Regions from separate parts of the Homo sapiens genome. Here region 2 is linked to region 1. Evidence: read pairs that join two places in POLR2A ChIA-PET (ENCODE). Cell type or tissue: GM12878. All regions are shown on one strand. Links, peaks and the distances in the headings refer to the core of each region. The heading gives the core; the rest is flanking DNA. Region 1 overlaps RBMS3 (RNA binding motif single stranded interacting protein 3). Region 2 has its middle 60 kb from the start of RBMS3-AS3.

Region 1 (5,387 bases), core at 190-5,189:
AAGAAATGTGGGTAGCTTGGTGATATGGTTTTGCTGTGTCCCCAACCAAATCTCATCTTGAATTGTAGCTCCTACAATTCTCATGTGCCATGGGAGGGACCTGGTGGCAGGTAATCGAATCATGGGGGTGGGTTTTTTTTCTGTGCTGTTCTCATGATAGTGAGTAAGTCTGATGAGATCTGATGGTTTTATAAAGGATAGTTCCCCTGCACACACTCTCTTGCCTACTGCCATGTAAGACAAGCCTTTGCTCCCCCTTTGCCTTCCACTATGATTGTGAGGCCTCACCAGCCATGTGGATCTGTGAGTCCATGAAACCTCTTTTTCTTTATAAATTACTCAGTCTCAGGTATTTCTTCATAGAAGTATGAGGATGGACTAATACACCTGGGCACTCCATTTGCAGCTGGTGTGGAACTGAGCCCTTACACCTGTGAAGTCTCATGATGATCAGGTAGTTTGTGTCAAAACTGAGTTAAATTGTAGGACATCCAATTGATGTCAGAGAATTAGAGAATCGATATGCAAAAATAAGGTATTTGATGTCAGAAAAACCCACACATTTGGTGTCAGAAAAAAAGACATCACAGCAACCATGGAACAGAGTAAAAGAGCAGTTTTGTTCTTTAAATGAAGCCACTTTGCCATTATTCCTACCAAGCTGTATCAATTGCCAATCCTAAGGCAAAATAGTAGGTGCTGTTTATCACTGAACTTGCATTCTTTATTTTTAATAGTTAGGAGAAAAGAAAAATTATTTAACTTAATTTATACAGGGAGAGTGGTGTATTTCTGCTCATCCTTTCCTAAATGTCCTCTCTGTCCTGCTCTATGCCCCAAGGAAGTGACCCTTCTATCGACTGTGTAATCTTAGTTCTTTTGTTTACTGGTTTTCCATTGGGTTCTGCCTATGGAAGCTTGAAAGAAAGAACTTCAAAAGGCAAGAGTAGAGAGAAATCTGAGTGGTTTTCCCTCTTTGTCTCCCTGCTTTGGCACTTCTGTCTAGCAGGGGTTGCATCTCTCCCTGTCTACAGTCCTTCCAAGCAGGCCCTCCTCTGAGGCTCTGGCTCTCAATGAACTCTGGAAACACCCTTGTGGTTGCTCCTTGAGCTCTCAGGGTGGTAAACGTTTCCCTCTGTTGCTCCTCTCTGGGAACATCAACATCTCTTTGCCTTTACCTCAGTTCCCTTAACACTGCTTCTGTAAATATTTGGTAAATACTCCTTAATTTTCTTCAGTAGAATCATCTGGAGTGAAACTCTGCTTCCAGCCAGCATCTTGATGCCTACACCATAAAGCTATCAACAGCAGAGGAGTAAAAAAATTATCCCAAAGACTGTGTGTTTCAAGAAGCATGTAAGAGATAAAGTTTGCCTTATACTCCATCTAGAAACTACTTCTTTCACTTGGATTACCTGATTATCCCCAGTAGGGACACTCATCTATGTACTCACATAGATGCATAATTATCTAAGTATATTTTTTTAGCCAGACCAATGTTTCTAGAAGGAATTTTCATAAAGAAATGGCAGAAAATTAAACTTAAATAAATAATCTGAGATAAAGTGAAAATTAAGCATAGGTGTAGAAAAGTCATACCATTAATGACTCTGGAATACATTACCACTTTTAATCAATCTCCTAGCTACAGCCATATTTCATTCCTAGATATTATTGAGAAAAGAAAAATAGCTCAGAGCAGGTCAACTATGTGAGATATGCAACATTTATCAGGCCCAGAGAGACATAAGTACAGGGCTTCAGTCATGGCTGTCTCTCCCCTGAGTAGCCATGACTGGGGGCAATTGTTTAAGGCATTTTTGTTCCTGACCAGCTTTCTCACTCATTATCTTCATATTCCTAGCATTTGTGACACAAAGAGCAATGAATAACCAATTAATAGCTTATGTTATCTTAACGAAAAGTCTTGATAAACAACTTCTCTTCTTTTTTCCTTTAAAGACCCACTTGTAACTATTGCTAATTGGACTGTATATTCAGGGCAACATGAATCTAGGCTCCTGGGTGGCCATCTTCAAGCTTTGAGCTCATATAATCTCTGTACTTATGTTATTTAAGGTTGACATTTTGGTGACTCAGGTGGGACCTGAAACAGACTTTCAGTGATCTCCCTTGCTTTGCTGACAGCTGGAGTCCTGATATGAGCATAACTTTCATTCATCTGACCTCACTGGAGTCAGCGGAGGTCAGTCAACTGGGTAAGCCCTCCTCAGATTTGAATGCTCCATTCTTGGTTGAACATTCAGACCAATTCACTTTTTGAAACTGCACACATTCCTGCCACAACATGGTTGGAAATGAAGCTCTACTGTAAGGTAGGAGTTCCATTTGTTATTCTCTAGAGTCTCTGCTGATTGCAGATTTGTGACTTTCACTTTTTCTTTTTGAGCTAGTGTTATTTTGAATTAATTCTTAGAGTTTTCCCATCTTTTAGCCATGTACGGTGGCTCACGCCTGTGATCCCAGCACTTTGGGAGGCTGAGGCAAGAGGATCACTTGAGGTCAGGAGTTCGGACCAGCCTGGCCAACATGGTGAAACCCTGCCTCTATTTAAAATACAAAAATTAGGCATGGTGGTGGGCGCCTGTAATCTCAGCTACTCGGGAGGCTGAGGCAAGAGGATCCCTTGAACCTGGGAGGCAGAAGTTGCAGTCAGCCAAAATCGTGCCACTGCACTGTAGCCTGGGTGACAGAATGAGACTCTGTCTCAAAAAAAAAAAAAGAGTTTTTCAATCTTTTATCTCATTTAAAATTTTGGTCGGGGAAAAAATAGTTTCTCTCTGAAAAGAAAAAGTGTAATCTTACAGCTTAAGTGAAAAATTTGTAATCTTTAAAATTGGTCAGATTTCACAGCTCAGTTCAATTGACAAATCTAAACATTCTTCTTGGGTGACCAAAATTCCTCTCACTGGGTCTTTTTTATCATTCAAAAAGGAAATATGATTATGGGCAATCGTACTTCCATAACTGAGTCTAATAATAAAGATTTGCAAGAGCTGTTAGAAGTAGTAACTGACCTCTTTAGCTTTTAGGGTACCAGGGATTACTCTGTACTATGAGATACAACTTGAATTTTGTGTGTGCAATGGCTGACAAGTCACTGGCAAAAACTGTGGTTTCTGAAGCAGCTGAAATCAGTTACAGTGAATGATTATAAATGTACGGGGCTACTCATTTTTTCCGGTGTTTAGATAGAAAGACAGGTTTGAACACTTGAAGGTGGAGGAAACACTTCCCCTCAAGGCATAAAACTCCTCCTGTGGGAGGGTGGTCTGATCACAGAGTGGGCTGATGGGCATTGCTCACCTACCAGTCTTGAGGGAATGTATGCAGTGAGGTGCATTGTGGAAACATTGCATACCCCGGTCTTGTGGCATTTCTCTTTTCTGGGGGACCCGGGATTCAATGTAAAAGTGGGATCGTTCAATTTTAAATATCTAGGTGCACTGCCTGTTTTTCACATATGTAAACATTAGTCCCCAAAAACTGCAAATGCTTTCATTTTGCTATTCATTAAAGGGCTCAACCCTGAGGTTAGTAATCTAATCAATACATAAGCTAAGTTGAAAATACCAGCTTTCTGACTAGATTGGTCTCCAAAATATGACTTTCTGGCATTTAGGTGGCTATTTTGAAACTCTTTGTAAAATAAATATACATATATAACGGAAATCTCCATTTGTAGGAGCATCTCCCTTGCTCCACCTAAGCTACTAGAAACTTTTATGACAGGAAAAACAGTGCCTTAAAGTTTATAAAACCAACCTTACTTTTGTTTAAGATATTTTTGCTGGTAATCTTATCTTGACTGGGCCTTTACCTATGCCCTTCTTTGTCTCAGTAAATAAAGGTGTTTAGATCTAAGTTCTGTGCCTTTGGGAGGTAAATTTTCACCTAAGAGTCATGTTTTTGTGATTGTAAATTTAGGATAGCCTAGCTAATAATTGTTTAGGGCTTGAGAGTCTAAAGAGGAAAGAAACTATTTGCAAACTGGCAAATGGAGAACCTTATAAAGCTATTAATACAAAATTTGCTTCTATGTGTCCTGTATGTCTATATGTTTAAATGTGGCATGTGTATGTGACATTTTACTAGCAACATATATGAAGAACCTCCAATTAATTGTCTTAAAGAAAATGTAAGTGGTTAAATCAAATATTTTATCAGAAAAATAGAAACTACATACAGACAGGAGGCAGGGAAATACTGGGTAGAAGATGGTGGTTCCCCGGCGAGGGCTCCACCCTCAAGCCCAAAACCAATGCCCTAAATGAAAACTTCACATCCCTGTTTTCCCACCCAAATGTTGCCTTTTCCAAAACTACCCTGGCCGGCCCCACCCTCCACCCTGTACCCATAAAAACTCCAAGCTCCACTGGCAGGGAAGGAGAAAAGAGGAACCAGCTGGATATTAGAAAGAAGCAGCTTGACTTCAGAGGGATGGCTTGACAGCAGAATTTCATAGAAGAGTTCTGCCACAGATGGCCCAACTCCAGGGGAAGATTATCTTCCCACTATATTGCCCTTCCAGCTCCCCTTCCTGCTGAGAACTACTTCCACCACACGATAAAATCCTCTGCATTCACCACCCTCCAAATTGTTCGTGTGACCTCACTCCTCCTGGATGCCAGACAAGAACTGAGGTGAGGGGGAAGAGGCTGTCACACTAACTCCCCATTGAGCTGTTAAACACTTAAGCCATCCATGGATGACAAAGCTAAAGGACCACACCATAACACACATCCTCTGGGGCTCCAGGGGTCGTAGGCAACCCCTAGGCGCTGCCATGGGCCTGTACAGTGTTTGTTCCTGCAGGCACCCAAAGGCACTTGCCCCGGCTCCTGCACCAGCTCACCTGCGTGCTAACCCTCCCACAAGGGGTTTGAGTGCTGCGGGCTGCCTAACCGAGCCGCCCCTTTGTGAGTCCCACAAAGGTACCAAGGGAACTATCCTGTCTCAAAACCAGCTCAAGTGCCTTTTAGTTCACATGATTTGAGTAAATCTTTAAGACTAGTTTAATATTGTTGGTTTAGTGAAAATAGCTGTCTTCTGATCAGGAAAATACCTATGTATTTATCCATAGAATTTTTGCTTAGGTAGTGGCAAAACATTTTAAGCACGTTGTAGAGGGTTTGTGGAAGATTAATCTTGGGAAAGAAATTTTGTGTGTGTTCAAGTTGTCTAAAATTAGAAATTATTTATATGTTTTTCTAAAAACTGAGCATTAATATCAAAAGCACACTGATGTAAGGCCACAGTCTGTGCCCCTATGTTGCCACAGGGTTTTCTCAAAATACTGATCATTTTTAATAGAAAATTACAAAAGGTTATAAAAGGTTTATGGAAATCTTATTTTGTGAGGTCAA
Region 2 (5,387 bases), core at 151-5,150, 530 kb after region 1:
TTAAAGAAGGAAAGAAAGGGAAAATATCCTCAACATCTGAACTTGAAGTAAAAAATATTAGTCAATAGTTACATCTCCATCATTGTTAAAGAGACAGAAAGGAGAAATTCAACAACCTTATTTCTTTGGCATTCTTAGAATGATACAAAATTAATAAAAGATCTGTTAAGAAGTGCAATTAATATTCTTCTGGGGAAAAGATTGAGAGTTTATTCATTCTTCATAGCTGTTTTCTAATTCATCTTCCATTCTTAGACTAGAAACTCTTACTAAAATTAATGGTAGCTATTTGAGTGTAAGAAAAAGGACAGTATATTCTTCTACAAGCTGGGAAGTACTTAATGAAAACAATGAGGGAAGGGATTGTTTCTGAATTAAAAATAATTTCTAATGGCCACATCGCATTCTTAAAAATAAAATAACACTAAATACCTCATTATTTACCAGCATTATTACTGCTTTAGAGGAGTAAAATAACAACTTTCAAAAATTTCCTAAATTCACAAGCATTTATGAGTTACTAAACTTGAATATTACCGGTAGCACACACTAAAATTATTTCATCTATTCATATATTATTTGTGTTGGGAAAATTTTTATCACCACTACATTTTATTTAAATTTGCAATAAACTCAAGATTTTAGCTGCAATATTATAGTACTGTATGATTTTTAAATTATTACTAAATTTCTTGAATTTTGTGCTCAATGATGAAACAAAAGGACTATAGTCATTATAGTTATTGTAAAGAAGAAAAACATTTCTTCTAAATTAAAATATCATTAAATAATTCCCTTTCTCCTTTAGATATTATGAGGTTTCCTGTTTGGGGTTTTCTTTGGTTTGAGTCAGTTTACTGTAATTGAGGCCAATTTATTTTTAAAATAAGACTTTTTTTCATTTCTAAACATTTAAAAAAGTTTAATCTTGAAAATACAGAAAAATTAAAAGAAGAAAATAAATCACCAGTGTTTTCTCCGTGGCTCCTCTGAACACTGATGCCACATGATGAGATGGTAGAATTTCTAATGGTCTAATTGCCTGAGATACTATTTGGAGTAGAGTTCTCCAGGAAAGTAGGAGAGCAGAGCAATAAATAAATCTTCTTAAAATTAAACCACTAAAATGTCAGGAATATTTTGTTTCTATAGTAATATCTAGCTGATTCTGACAAATACCATCCCCAACTCTCACTCTATCAGCCTCTACAGAAGAGGGAAGAAGAGAGAGAAGGAGAAATGAGAGGGAAAGCCAGCCAGCCTGGATCCATTTGCTCTGTATAGGAAGATTTTGATGCTAACCTGTGCCACACATACTAAAGCATGAGAAGGCTTAGGTAAAGATGGTCGTAGTTCTAGGGTAAACTATAACCAGTTCTAGTACTACAAAATGAAACAAAAACCCAGGCCAAAAATTTCTGAGAGAATGTGTCAGACAATACAAAAGGTATCAATAATTGTAGTGATAATCACCAACAATGGCTGAGGGGACTATTTAACGCCAGATCCAGTTCTAACCATTTTGCAAATGTAAACATATTTATTTGCAAAACTCTATGAGGCAGATACTAATGCTATCTCCCATTATCAAATGAATAAACTGCGACACAGGGTGGTATGTAATTTTGCAATGTCACGTGAGTAGTGAATAACAGAGCTGAGATTTAAGTCCAAGAAGGCCGACTCAGGAAAATGTGCTCTCATCTACCAGGCTATGTTGCATTATGAGAAATTAGAATAATGCAGTTCTTCATATGAGAAAATGACACATTAATGGAGTTACCTATAAAACAGATGTAGATATATTTTGTATAGTAACTTATGGAGTATCCAATCCCATTGATTATATTTGCTTTAACCCTTGTTGACTTCCTTATATTTCTGACATGTTCCCCCACTAGAAAATAGATGCATTTCTAGCGGCAAAGCAGTAAGTGACAGAGGCTGAACAAGATGGAAGGAAAAACAAGGACCTTTGTTGTTGCTAACATGTCCCCTTCCATTTTGGGGGAGAGGGGGAAGCATAAAGGCTAGGAGTTTTGAAGGCAGAAAGACCTAAATTTGAATCCTGGATGTTATTGAGCAACTCATTTTATAAATGAAGAGACTGAGGTTCTATGATAATATTAAGCCTTGGTTTCTTCATTTGTAAAATAGTAATTAAAAAGTCTACCTCAGAGATTTACTGTGACATTAAATCAATATATTATGGGAGATGCTCATCACAATGACCAACAGATACAGTAGTGAACAGATTGCTAGTAAGAAGCCATCTGATTGAAACTTGTTTGGCAAAAGGGGAATCTATTAGCTCCTATGATTGCTGCTTTAAGAAGAGGCTGAAACTATTTACAATAGCAAAGACTTGGAACCAACCGAAATGTCCATCAATGATTGACTGGATAAAGAAAATGTGGTACATATACACCATGGAATACTATGCAGCCATAAAAAGAATGAGTTCATGTCCTTTGCAGGGACATGTATGAAGTTGGAAACCATCATTCTCAACAAACTAACACAAGAACAGAAAACCGAACACCGCACGTTCTCACTCATAAGTGGGAGTTGAACAATGAGAACACATGGACACAGGGAGGGGAACATCACACACTGGTGCCTGTCGGGTGTTGGGGGAAAGGGGAGGGAGAGCATTAGGACAAATACCTAATGCATGCGGGGCTTAAAACCTAGATGACGGGTTGATGGGTGCAGCAAACCATCATGGCACGTGTATACCTATGAAACAAACCTGCAGGTTCTGCACATGTAACCCAGAACTTAAAGTTTAAAAAAAAAAGAAATAAAAATGCTTCATCTGAGGGGACCTCTGTGCCAGCTTCCAGGAGCCTTGAGGTTCTGGGCATGGAGGGAGCTTCCGCGGAAGGACTGCCACAACAGGGACAGGTGTAGAGGGAAGATGGCGTTCTTCTTCCCTGACTGCTTCCTGTGCCCCTTGGATGGAGCCCCTAGGCTGTGTCCAGGGCTGTGTAAAATGCTGATTGGAATAGAAGTAAAGGGTAGAATGAGAAAGGGGCAGGGCGCAAGTCGCACTGCATCCAGGGGAAGGGGCAGAGCTGAGCTGAGCAGCGCTGTGAGTGGCTGAAAGTAGGAAATGGGAGGAAGTGAGGGGGACTTTAAAGGCAGAAAGATTTCATTTTAATTTATCCACTGCATGATACTGCAATAAAACTCTCCTCATATTAATAAATCCCCGAAGAAAAAAAAAAAAGGAAGAGGCTGAATCAGTCATCTTGGTCTGGTCTCTTACTATCTTTCAGCTCTGCTTCCTTCAGAAGCATCTCCATGCTCAGGCAAGCGTAACTCTCAAAGAGGCAAAATGTCTCCCAAAGTCTCCAGGACAATATTCTACTTCATAATTGTCCACAAGGAAAATGAAATGCCTCCTTGCCAGGTGGTCAAAGGAAAATCCTAAAAACGCTTCTGATTGAAATTGATTGATTTGGTTTCATGATGTGCCTATGTATAGTGCTCTATTGGCCAGACCTGGATGATATGACCACCTTGAGAACAAAAACTGGGATTAATTCTACCCCAAATCACATATTGAAATAGAAGAAGAATGAGTGTCCAAAAAAGGAAAAGAGGAATGAATGATGCATGAAAAGAACAACTAATATCAACTAAAACCAAACATTTATATTATAATTCATAAATAGATAAGGGGGACATTATGGAATTAGTAAAGTTCTTCTTGTCAAGATGAACTGATATTAATTGGTTAGACCTTAGAATACTGTTAAGGCAATGGCAAGAGTTACTTCTCAAAGCACTAAAATGCATGAATAGTAATAGTAATGAAGTGTTTTACAGAATGTAATTTTATAATATGAAAATACTTAATTTTGACCAGGTTAAAGCAAGCTAAGCATTGTAGAAATTAATGTATTTATTTATATTAAAAAATTTAAATAATGTATATACAGCATGAAACATTTTGTCTTAGCTAAATGCCATGGCCCTCAGTTAATCTGGGAGTAATACCCTTCCTGTTTTATTATAAGCTTTTTTTTTTTTTTCTGAGACAGAGTTTGCCATGTCGCTCAGGTTGGAGTGTAGTGGCACCATCTCGGCTCACTGCAACCACCACCTCATGGGTTCAAGCGATTCCCCTGCCTCAGCCTCTCAAGTGGCTGGGAATACAGCCATGGGCCACCACGCCTGGCTAATTTTTGTATTTTTGGTAGAGACGGGGTTTTACCATGTTGGCCAGGCTGGTCTCAAATTCCTGGCCTCAAGTGATCTGCCCGCCTCGGCCTCCCAAAGTGCTGGGATTACAGGCGTGAGCCACTGCACCAAGCCCCAAGTTTTCTTTTTAAAAAACTACATTCTTTCCAACAATATTCCAATGAGCCAAGCAGCTTACGAATGTAGGGAAAAGCCCACAACTCACAAGGGTACTTAGGGTTCTTTGGGTGGTTAAATACAACATGACAAAACATTTTAACAAGCTATATTGTTTTTTGTTGCATATTGGAAATAACTACTTATAATTTAAGAACTACTAATGAATGTTTTCATTTTCCAATTTTATGTTAAACAATGATTAGCAAACAACTATATACCCTGCAGACCAAATCTGGCCTGCCACCTGTTTTTGCAAATAAAGTTTTATTGGAATACACACCTATCTATTTACGTATTGTCCATGTTTTTTGCACTACAATTGCAAAATGGAGTGGTTGTGGCAGAGACTATATGACCCACAAGTCTAAAATATTTATTATTTAGACCTTTATAAAAAAAAAAGTTTGCTGACTCCTTATATGGACAAAATAGGCAAACTACATCAATGACTCTAGGTCAAAAAATTTTCAACTCTATAATATAGAAAAGCAAAATGTTCTTTTTCATGGTTCAATAATATTATGGCAGCTGTTTGTACAAGCCATCAATAGCATCTGTGTTTTTAAACGATTTTGTATTTGTTTTGCTAAATCATGGAATGTACCTTGTAATTTTAAAACTGCATAGAGATTTCTCTGCGTCCTCAGATAATTTGTAATCTAACAGCAAAAATACTTGGTTCTGAAACATTGCAATGATATTTGAGGACAGAATACCAGGAAACACCAATATGATATTCTGATGAATATTTATGAGCACCTCCACCTGGCCTTCAAGTTTTCCATGCTTCAGTGCTAATGTATTTGTGTCTGCATAGAGAAGTGTGTGTGTGTGTGTGTGTGTGTGTGTGTGTGTGTGTGTGTGTGCGTGTAGGCTGGGGAAAGGGAGAACTATTCTGATCCAACTTTTCATAAAATAACCACGTAGGTTAAGTTCAAATTATTGCCCTCCTTCCCCACTTTTATATTCTAATTGAAGATCATCATGGATTCATCAAACTCTTATGAGCATCTTTAGAT

Evidence for each region. Peaks named below come from ENCODE experiments on the same cell type or tissue, not always from the same donor. Only the 100,000 strongest peaks of a DNase experiment are listed, where the experiment ranks them.
Region 2: POLR2A ChIA-PET joins it to region 1 with 5 read pairs; 2 of 35 experiments call an interaction of 5 or more read pairs at or near these places.

Annotation. Positions count from the first base shown.
Region 1 is chr3:29,751,319-29,756,705 of GRCh38, reverse strand. The region is part of intron 5 of RBMS3 (RNA binding motif single stranded interacting protein 3); the gene reads right to left. Among named protein-coding and RNA genes, the nearest start is that of RBMS3-AS2, 110 kb to the right of the region's middle. In GM12878, for the core only: no CTCF peak of the experiment used is centred there; a DNase peak (open chromatin) is centred at 2,172.
Region 2 is chr3:29,218,683-29,224,069 of GRCh38, reverse strand. No RefSeq gene overlaps it. Among named protein-coding and RNA genes, the nearest start is that of RBMS3-AS3, 60 kb to the left of the region's middle. In GM12878, for the core only: no CTCF peak of the experiment used is centred there; no DNase peak of the experiment used is centred there.